Regions from separate parts of the Homo sapiens genome. Here region 2 is linked to region 1. The links are chromatin contacts, found by Hi-C or POLR2A ChIA-PET in ENCODE. All regions are on one chromosome and are shown on one strand. Each heading gives the region's core, a stretch centred on a gene start or an enhancer-like site at or near the end of the contact. The rest is flanking DNA. Distances are from core to core; before and after follow the strand shown. Region 1 has its middle 20 kb from the start of SCARF2. Region 2 overlaps MED15 (mediator complex subunit 15).

Region 1 (5,131 bases), core at 1,693-4,192:
ATGGCTTCCAGCTTCATCCGTGTCCCTGCAAAAGACATGAGTTCATTATTTTTTATGGCTGCATAGTATTCCATGGTGTATATATGCCACATTTTCTTTATCCAGTCTATCACTGATGGGCATTTGGGTTGGTTCCAAGTCTTTGCTATTGTAAATAGTGCTGCAATAAACATATGTGTACAGGTGTCTTTACAGTAGAATGATTTATAATCCTTTGGGTATGTACCCAGTAATGGGATCACTGGGTCAAATGGTATTTCTGGTTCTAGATCCTTGAGGAATCGCCACAATGTCTTCCACAATGGCTGAACTAATTTACACTCCCACCAACAGTGTAAAAGCGTTCCTATTTCTCCACAGCCTTGCCAGCATCTGTTGTTTTCTGACTTTTTAATAATCGCCATTCTAACTGGTGTGAGATGGTATCTCATTGTGGTTTTGATTTGCATGTCTCTAATGACCAGTGATGATGAGCGTTTCTTCATATGTTTGTTGGCTACATAAATATCTTCTTTTGAGAAGTGTCTGTTCATATCCTTTGCCCACTTTTTGATGGGGTTGTTTTTTTCTTGTAAATTTGTTTAAGTTCCTTGTAGATTCTGGATATTAGACCTTTGTCAGATGGGTAGCTTGCAAAAGTTTTCTCCCATTCTGTAGGTTGCCTGTTCACTCTGATGATAGTTTCATTTGCTGTGCAGAAGCTCTTTAGTTTGATTAGATTCCATGCGTCAATTTTGGCTTTTGTTGCCATTGCTTTTGGTGTTTTAGTCATGAAGTCTTTGCCCATGCTTATGTTCTGAATGGTATTGCCTAGGTTTTCTTCTAGGGTTTTTACGGTTTTTGGGTTTTACATTTAAGTCTTTAATCTATTTTGAGTTAATTTTTGTATAAGGTATAAGGAAGGGGTCCAGTTTCTGTTTTCTGCTTGTGGCTAGCCGGTTTTCCCAGCACCATTATTAAACAGGGAATCCTTTTTCCATTTCTTGTTTTTGTCAGGTTTGTCAAAGATCAGATGGTTGTAGATATGTGGTGTTATTTCTGAGGTCCCTGTTCTGTTCCATTGGTCTATATATCTGTTTAAAAATATGGAACACTTTGGCTGGGTGCGGTGGCTCACACCTGTAATCCCAGCACTTTGGGAGGCCGAGGCGGGTGGATCATGAGGTCAGGAGATCAAGACCATGGTGAAACCCCGTCTCTACTAAAAATACAAAAAATTAGCCGGGCGTGGTGGCGGGCGCCTGTAGTCCCAGCTACTCGGGAGGCTGAGGCAGGAGAATGGCATGACCCTCGGAGGCAGAGCTTGCAGTGAGCCGAGATTGTGCTACTGCACTCCAGCCTGGGTGACAGAGCGAGACTCCGTCTCAAAATAAATAAATAAATAAATAATAAAAAATAAAAATAAAAATATGGAACGCTTCACACATTTGCGTGTCACCCTTGGGCAGAGGCCATGAGAAACTTCTATCGTTCTGATTTTAGTATATGTGCTGCCGAAGCGAGCACTATTTTAATCATTTTTAAGTGCACGGTTTAGTGACATTAAGTACATTCACTGCCATCTATTTCTAGAATCTTTTCATCACCCGAAACTGAAACTCTGCATTCCTATTAAACACTAATTCCCATACCTCCCAGCCCGTGGTAACCACGGTTCCACCTTCTGTTTCTACAGAATTTTTTTTCTTTTTTTTTTTTTTTTTTGAGATGGAGTCTTGCTCTGTCGCCCAGGCTGGAGTGCAGTGGCGTGATCTCGGCTCACTGCAACCTCTGCCTCCCGGGTTCAAACGATTCTCCTGCCTCAGCCTCCCAAGTAGCTGGGACTACAGGCACACATCACCATGCCCTGCTAATTTTTTTGTTTTGTTTTGTTTTTGTTCATTTGTTTTCTTTGAGGCAAAGTTTTGCTCGTCACCCAGGCTGGAGTGCAGTGCCGTGGCAGTGGCGCAATCTTGGTTCACCGCTACTCTGTCTCCCGGGTCCAAGTGATTCTCTTCCCTCAGCCTCCCAAGTAGCTAGGATTACAGGCACACACGACCACATACGGCTAATTTTTGTATTTTTGGTAAATTTTGTATTTTTGGTATTTTTGCCAGGCTGGTGTCAAACTCCTGACCTCAGGTGGTTCACTCACCTCCGCCTCCCAAAGTGCTGGGATTACAGGCGTGAGGCACCTCGCCCCGCCTGTCTCTACGAATTTGACTCCTCTAGATACTCCACATACATGGAACTGCACAGTATTTGTCGCTGACTTCTGGCTGTCCTCACCTGGCTATGCCTACTTTGGGGGATAATCTGGGCCTGGGACACCACATCCCCGTAGCAGGCCCCACCGGGCCGCACAAACAGAACTGCGCCGAAGTTCCCCCAGGCTGTTACCCCCACTTGTTTAGGCTCTTCAAAGATGCTACCGGCCGGGCGTGGTGGCTCATGCCTGTAATCCCAGCACTTCGGTGGGCCGAGGTGGTCAGATCACTTGAGGTCAGGAGATCGAGACCAGCCTGGCCAACATGGTGAAACCCCGTCTCTACTAAAAATACAAAAATTAGTCGGGCTTGGTGGTACGCGCTTGTAATCCCAGCTACTCTGTAGGCTAAGGCAGGAGAATCGCTTGAACCTGGGAGGCAGAGGTTGCAGTGAGCCAAGATTGCGCCACTGCACTCCAGCCTGGGCGATAAAGTGGATACTCTGTTTCAAAAGAAAAAAAAAAGGTGGCACCGGCCCGGTGCGGTGGCTCACACCTGTAATCTCAGCACTTTCGGAGGCTGAGATGGAAGGATGTCTTGGGCCCGGGGGATGGAGGCTGCAGTGAGCGGTTATTGAGTGACTGCGTCCAGCCTGGGCCTCAGAGTGAGGCCGTGCCTCAAAAAGAAGAAAAAAAAAAAAAAAAAAAGCAGCAGCTACCCATCCAGCCGCCAGATGGCAGCACGATTCCATGGCCCCCACTAGCCGCTGGCTGCCTGGTGCCGGATGCAGTCCGAAAGGCGGTTCTGAGCTCCAAGGGCCGGCGCCGCGCGTGCCTGCGGTCCCAGCTGCTCGGGAGGCCCAGGCAGGAGAATCGCGTGACCGGGAGTTCTGCGCTGCAGTGCGCTGTGCCGATCCAGGTCCTCACTGAAGCCGGCATCAGTATGGTGGCCTCTGCCACCAGGCCGCCTAGGGAGGGGCGAGGCAGCCCCAGTTGGAAACGGAGCGCGTCAGTAGTGGCATCGCGCCTGGGAATAGCCTCTGCGCTCCAGCCGGGTCGACCTGCCGAGACTCCGCCTCTAAAACCAGCAAATACCGGGAGGCTGAGGGACGAGGACCGCTGGAGCCCGGGAGGCGGAGGTTGCAGTGAGTAGCTGGGATTACAGGCAGGCGCCACCACGCCCGGGTAATTTTTGTGTTATTAGTAGAGACGGGGTTCCACCATGTTGACCAGGCAGGTCTTGAACTCCTGACCTCAAGTGATCCACCCTCCTTGGCCTCCCAAAGTGCTGGGATTACAGGCGTGAGCCATTGCGCCTGGCCAAATAAGTAATTTAAGCAATTTTTTTTGTTTCAGAAAAAAAATTAACTCATAAAGGAGCCCCCCCGACACACACACACACACACACACACACACACACACACACACACACACGGGAAGCAGCAGTGTAATTGGAATGCCCACTGCTGAGGCTCTCGAATGAGTGTCATGTGTGCACATTTTGCCCCTCACAATGCACGTCAGACTATTAATAGGAAGCAGCCGCTGGAATACCTCTGGTGGGGTGTGTGCAGCAGGCAGCTTTGGAATTACGGTATCCCCAATGTGACAGCAGGACAATGGCTTCTTCACTGGCACTGTCCAACCACAGTGCTGTGGTTATGTCTCGAGGTCCATTATTGGGCGAAGGTCACTGCAGACTCAGGGAGGCCCAGGAGCTCACCCCAACCAGCTTCTTTACCAGGTGAGTGACCTCAGCCCTGCAGCTGGACTCATGGAGACAATGACCTCACCCGAAGATAGATGACCCCTGTCCACCGTCCACACAACAACTGAACTGGCCCCAGGTTGACTCCTCTACACCCTGCTTCCTACTGTACCCCTGTCAAAGGCCTTCCTCCCACCCTTCCCACTCCTCTTCCTCCCTGGCAGCCCAACCACCACAAATTCACTAACTTGTTTTCAACTCTTACAGGCTGCCCTCCTAACCCTAGCCCTGACCTCTGCCCTCCTAACCCCAGCCCTGACCCCACCGCCCTCTCAGGAGGCTTTACCAATCCTCTGCATGTTAGCCCCACCCAAGGAACAGGCCTATTTTCAAGCATACTAACTGTTGGGTGTGTCGCTTACCTATGCATATGACAGCCAATCCAACCTACCTAAATGACAGCACAGCTCCATCCATGGATGTGGCTGATCACATCTCCAAACCATCTTCCCACTGGGGACAAATTCTTGGATTTTTTAGAGACAGGTTCTCACTCTGTCACCCAGGCTGGAGTACAGTGGTGAGCCTCAGACTCCTGGGCTCAAGGGATCCTCCCACCTCAACCTCTGGAGTAGCTGGGACTACAGGTGCACACCACCACCGTGCCTGGCTAAATTTTTAATTTTTTTTTTTTTTTTTTTTTTTTTAGAGATGGGGGTTGCTATGTTTTCCAGGCTGGTTTTGAACTCCTATCCTCAAGTGATCCTCCCACCTCAGCCTCCCAAAGCACTGGGATTATAGATGTGAGCCACCAATCTTAGCCCAAATTTTTAACTAAACTCAATTAAACAAATGAACAAACAGAAAAGACTCTCAAACCACACACTGTCGTCTCTCACCCAACAGAGACAAGACGTCTATAAACCACCAATCTGTTTAAAGAGACCACCAAATGTTCAGACCATGAAACTGAAAGAATCAAAATAAAGTTGTCACTATGCCACCAACGGACAAAAGCCAGGAGCACACAACCAGGGGTCATACTCACTGAAGGTCCCCCACCCTGATGGCCAGTCAGGGGCGGCTTGCGGGTCTCAGAGAGGGCTCACCACCTGCTTGCAGTCATTGGGGATGGGAAGGTAAGTCCAACCCATGCCAGGTCAAGGCACAAAGACTGTGGGGGGAATGCACCAGACACATAAAGAGATGACTTTATTCAGGCTACTGCTATGGGAAGA
Region 2 (5,131 bases), core at 841-3,340, 97 kb after region 1:
TTGTCACTTGGGCTGGAGTGCAGTTGGTATGATCATAGCTCACTGCAGCCTCAAACTCCTGGACTCAAGTGATTCTCCAGTGCAGTGGTATTCTTTACCTGAACCAGTGTACATTGTGAAGCTCTGGAGCCCCTGCTTTCTCCACTTGTTACACTTGTTAGCCTTTCTTTTTCTTTCTTTTTTTTTTTTTTTGAGACGGAGTCTCGCCCTGTGGCCCAGGCTGGAGTGCATTGGTGCGATCTCAGCTCACTGCAACCTCTGCCTCCCGGGTTCAAGCAGTTCTCTGCCTCAGCCTCCAGAGTAGCTGGGATTACAGGCACCCGCCACCACTCCTGGCTAATTTTTGTATTTTTAGTAGAGACGGGGTTTCACCATCTTGGTCAGGCTGGTCTTGAACTCCCAACCTCATGACCCACCTGCCTCGGCCTCCCAAAGTGTTGGGATTACAGGCGTGAGCCACTGCACCTGGCCTAGCCTTTCTTAATCGTGTCCCTCATCAATGAAATGGTAGAAAGCCAATCTGTTTTACAGGTGTGGTAGAAGGGAAAAATGAAGAGACCTCTGTACAAGCCTTTGCAGAGGTCTTGGGACTCAGTGGTGAGCTCCCTGCCACCACCTCCTGTGCCCTTGCAGGAGTAGGAGATCTATAGTCTTGGAGAATAAGGGTGATACCCCAATACCCCAAGCCTGGTTAGGGAAATTGATGACCCTTATTGGAGCCTGTGGGGAGGTAGTTGGGAAATTGTTAGTAGCTTCATGTTGGCATTTTCTTTTTTGAAACAGAATCTTGCTCTCTCCTCCAGGTTGGAGTGCAGTGGCATGATCTTGGCCCACTGCAACCTCTGGCTCCCAGGCTTAAGCGATCCTCCCACCTCAGCATTCCCAAGTAGCTGGTACTACAGACGCATGCCACCAGGCCCAGCTAATTTTTGTATTTTGTGTAAGAGACAGGGTTTCACCATGTCTCCCAGGCTGGTCTTGATCTCCTGGGCTCAAGTGATCCACCTGCCTCAGCCTCCCAAAGGGCTAGGATTACAGGTGTGAGCCACCGTGCTTGCCTTTGTTGACTCTTTATTGAACATCTACTCTCCCTGCAGAAACTGCAGGATAAGCCACCCTTAGAACCAATTTAACTGGCCTTTTTGGGGCTTGGACCTTCCTCATGGGATTGCTGGGTTAATGTTGAGCCTGTCTCTGGGCTATAGGCTCTCAGAGAACAAGAGTGCATCTGCAATGACTAGTGCTGCACCTGTCATACAGGTTTGTAGAAAATATTTAAGCTGTGAATGAACAAAAGGACCTTATCAGCTATTTTCTTTCAATTCTTTTTGGTTTTTCTGTGATCCTATTCTTGAGACTTTTATCCCTCCCACCCCTCTGTACAGCAGATTGCACATATAAAGATGAAATAAATAGATGTCCATTGGGCAAAACAATACAGAGAGGAGGTGACACAGCTGGGGAAGGACAGTCCAGTATCTGATGAAGTGCCAGAAGGGGCTTAGGGGGAGCATGGAATGGAGCTGGAACTGCCAGGTCAGCCACCTCTTCTAGTGAAGCCTCCAGAGAGACGTGAGCTCCAAGTAAGACAACACAAGGAACAAAACATACAACTGAACAGCAACTTCCAAGGGTCTGGAGAGGTCTTCAGAAGGATAGGGAGTGCCCTTAAACTTGCAAGCCCAGATTCTGCCTGTGGGTCATGGTCGTGCCATAGGCAGAAGCCAGTGAGTCAGCCTTGGCGGAGCTTTTTCTGTGGCTTTTCCCACTCACAGCTCTGTGCCCTTCTGGTGCAGCTCCAGCCCTTGTTTTCCAGCTTCATAGCCTGGTTGTCACATAAATGGCTGCACTGGCTTACAGGTGTCTGTGTATAACCTATTGCTAGAATGTCCATTCCTTGAGGCTAGGGGCCCTGTCTGTCCCTCTCTTCACTTTCATAGCCCCAGTGCCCCATAGGGCTGCTCCTGATGGGCAAATAGGAAGTGGTTGTTGAGCCTCTAGGCCAGTCGTGACAGTGACCTGAGGGGACTTGAGCCCTCAGTCATCTGCTCAGGAGTTCAGGGCTTTCTCAACAGCAGCTGACGTGCGGCAGGCATGCTATGCCAAGCCCTGTTGCAGGAGTTGACAGATGTTGACTCATCCCCTCTTCATGCTTTCTTTGTCAGTAGATGTACATGTTACTCACATTTATAAGATGAGGAAAATGAGACCTAGAGGAGAGGCCACTGCTGCTTAGAGTTACTCTACATGTTGTAAATCAGGGGTGTCCAGTCTTTTGGCTTCCCTGGGCCATGTAGGAAGAAGAATTGTTTTGGGCCACACATAAGATACACTAACACTAATGATAGCTGACGAGCTAAAAAAAAAAAATTGCCAAAAAATCTCATAATAAAGTTTACGAAGGCTGGGCGTAGTGGCTCACGCCTATAATCCTAGCACTTTGGGAGGCTAAGGTGGGTGGATTGCTTGAGGTCAGGAGTTTGAGACCAGTCTGGGCAACATGGTGAAACCCCATTTCTACTAAAAATACAAAAATTAGCTGGGCATGGTGGCGGGCACCTGTAGTCCCGGTGGGGAGGCTGAGGCAGGAGAATCGCTTAAACCCGGGAGGCAGAGGTTGCAATGAGCCAAGGTCGCGCCACTGCACTCCAGCCTGGCGACAGAGTGAGACTCAGTCTCAAAAAAAAAAAATATATAGACCAACCTGGCCAAGATAATAAAACCTCGTCTCTACTAAAAATACAAAAATTAGCCAGGCATAGTGGTGCACACCTGTAGTCCCAGCTACTTGGGAGGCTGAGGTAGGAGAATCGCTTGAACCTGAGAGGCGGAGGTTGCAGTGAGTCAAGATCACGCCACTTCACTCTAGCCGGTGACAGAGCAAGACTCTGTCTCAAAACAAACAAAAAAAATTAAAAATAAATAAGTAGGTTGGGCGCGGTGGCTCACACCTGTAATCCCAGCACTTTGGGAGGCTGAGGCGGGCGGATCACCTGAGGTCAGGAGTTCTAGACCAGCCTCAACATGGAGAAACCCTGTCTCTACTAAAAATACAAAATTAGCTGGGCATGGTGGTACATGCCTGTAATCCCAGCTACTCAGGAGGCTGAGGCAGGAGAATTGCTTGAACCTGGGAGGCGGAGGTTGCAGTGAGCCGAGATCACGCCATTGCACTCCAGCCTGGGCAACAAGAGCGAAACTCCGTCTCAATAAATAATAATAATAATAATAATAATAAATAAGTAAATAAATGAATGGTTGCTGAACCACAGCAGGACAAGACAGACAAACCCCTTTTATTTGTTTTTGTTTTTTGGACCCTAACAGCAGAGGAAGAGCCAGCCAGCAAGCCCCTTTTGATCTTTGGCCTCTGCCAACCAGTACCCCCCAGACCTTAACCCCCAGCCCTACCAGGTCCCTTTTGTAAGTGACCCCACATGCCTACCACAGTTGCAGGCCCTGACATCCACCCTGACCAGAGGTCTTCCAGCTATTACTGGTGTTTGTGATGCTGTGGCTGTGGCCAGTCAAGGACCCATGCTGGGCATCCCGAGGTAGGAAGGACCATGACCACGTGATTATCTCCCTGCCACTATCATGGCAGGGCTGTGGGGTACTAGCCTCCTTTAAAGCATTCCTTAGGACAGTAATTTCTGTTAAATATCTGGAGGGCAAACATTTTAAGGAATTTTAATGAATTTTTAAAAATTCAAAATGAAAAATTTAAATCATAAAACCAAATAGAAGAAAGACCCCTATGTCCATATACGCACCACTCTGCTTCAGTGATTATCAACTCTTGTCTCATGTACTTGACCTCCACACAATTATTATTACTATTTTTTGAGAAAGGGTCTTGTTATGTTGCCCAGGCTGGAGTGCAGCAGTACAATCATAGCTCACTGCAGCCAACTCCTGGGCTTAAGTGATCTTCCTGCCTTAGCTTCCCAAGTAGCTGGGACTAAGGGTAGGCGCCACCATGCTGGCTAATTTTCTTATTTTTTTTTTTTTTGGTAGAGACCAGGTCTTGGTTTGTTGCCCAGGCTGGTCTTGAACTCTTGGCCTCAAGTGAGCCTCCTGCCTTTGCCTCCCAAAGTGTTGGATTACAGGCATGAGCCACTACGCCTGGCCATCCCCAGTTATTTTGATGCCCAGACTGTTTTAGTGGCTGCCCACTGTCTGTGGATTCTGTTCTTAGTCTTGATCCTTCGTGCAGTGTCTGCACCTGCCTGCCAGTTCCTTGACCTGTGCTCCATCATACCAAGCTGGCAGTGGATCCTCAGACAATCTCAGTTCTTACTCCCTGCTCTGTGTCCAGTTTGTTTGCCTACCTAAAAGATCCTTCCTTTTCGTGGCTGAGCAGTGCAGCCGTTCTCCAAGGAGACTGGGCCTTCTGCTGCCCCCACCACCCTGCTCTTTTCACTGCCCCCACCCCGCTGCTCTTTTCACAGGCTTGGTGAGGAGTTTCCAGGTTGCACTTGGTTTGTTTGAAGGCTTATCTCCTCCTAGTCTGAACTCGTCAGGGCAGGAGCTTGAATCAATCATTTCCTGCCTCTCAGGACTGCTGTAGCAGGGGGATTCCTAGATCTGTCCAGTGCCAGTTTCCTGAGTACTGCTGCAGGCCCATTTCAGCTGCTATGGTGATGGGGGCTGTCCTGAGGGGACATTCACCTCAGGTAGAGATGGCAGAAACACCACAGGAAGATGCAACCAGTCAGCTCAGCTGGGGGCACTTAAATTAGATCCATTTTTTTTCTGGAAGGCCTTTTGGCAATACTGTTTATCCCAGTACCTTAAAAATGTCGATTTCCTCCAAGGGCGCAATCAGGAAAGTATTCAAAGCCTGATGGTGATGAGGGTGCTCATTGCCGCATCATTGTCTCAGGAGTGGGATTTGTGAAACAGACCAACAGTGGGAGCTTGGTTAGAGTTGTAGCTGCAGGTGATGGGCTCTGTGCTGCTGTTGACATTGACGTGAGGGACTGCCATAATGCGTCAACATCGACAAGCGCTTGTTACCAAGCAGGATGCGTGGTACAGGCTGAGTTTTATTAAACAGATGTCTTTAACTGGTATGAATGATTTTAATTTTTTCTTTGTTTGAGATGGAGTCTCGCCCTGTCGCCCAGGC

The links. A loop is a pair of places that touch in the nucleus more often than their neighbours do. ChIA-PET counts read pairs that join two places held with the same protein, here RNA polymerase II (POLR2A). Pooled maps may share reads with other maps.
Region 2: POLR2A ChIA-PET joins it to region 1 with 11 read pairs in AG04449. The contact joins two enhancer-like sites. A Hi-C loop is called at or near these places in 1 of 168 maps with a recorded cell type or tissue (naive thymus-derived CD4-positive, alpha-beta T cell) and 6 of 50 pooled maps. POLR2A ChIA-PET finds 5 or more read pairs at or near these places in 15 of 52 experiments (AG04449, AG04450, B cell and 12 more).

Annotation. Positions count from the first base shown.
Region 1 is chr22:20,415,394-20,420,524 of GRCh38, forward strand. It overlaps the pseudogene RNU6-225P. Among named protein-coding and RNA genes, the nearest start is that of SCARF2, 20 kb to the right of the region's middle. Within about 2 kb of position 2,943, at least 6 of the 41 ENCODE cell types and tissues checked have a DNase peak (open chromatin) inside an H3K27ac peak, as active enhancers do.
Region 2 is chr22:20,513,106-20,518,236 of GRCh38, forward strand. All of the region lies in intron 1 of MED15 (mediator complex subunit 15), which reads left to right. Among named protein-coding and RNA genes, the nearest start is that of MED15, 8.1 kb to the left of the region's middle. RefSeq lists an enhancer at 4,614-4,663. Within about 2 kb of position 2,091, at least 6 of the 41 ENCODE cell types and tissues checked have a DNase peak (open chromatin) inside an H3K27ac peak, as active enhancers do.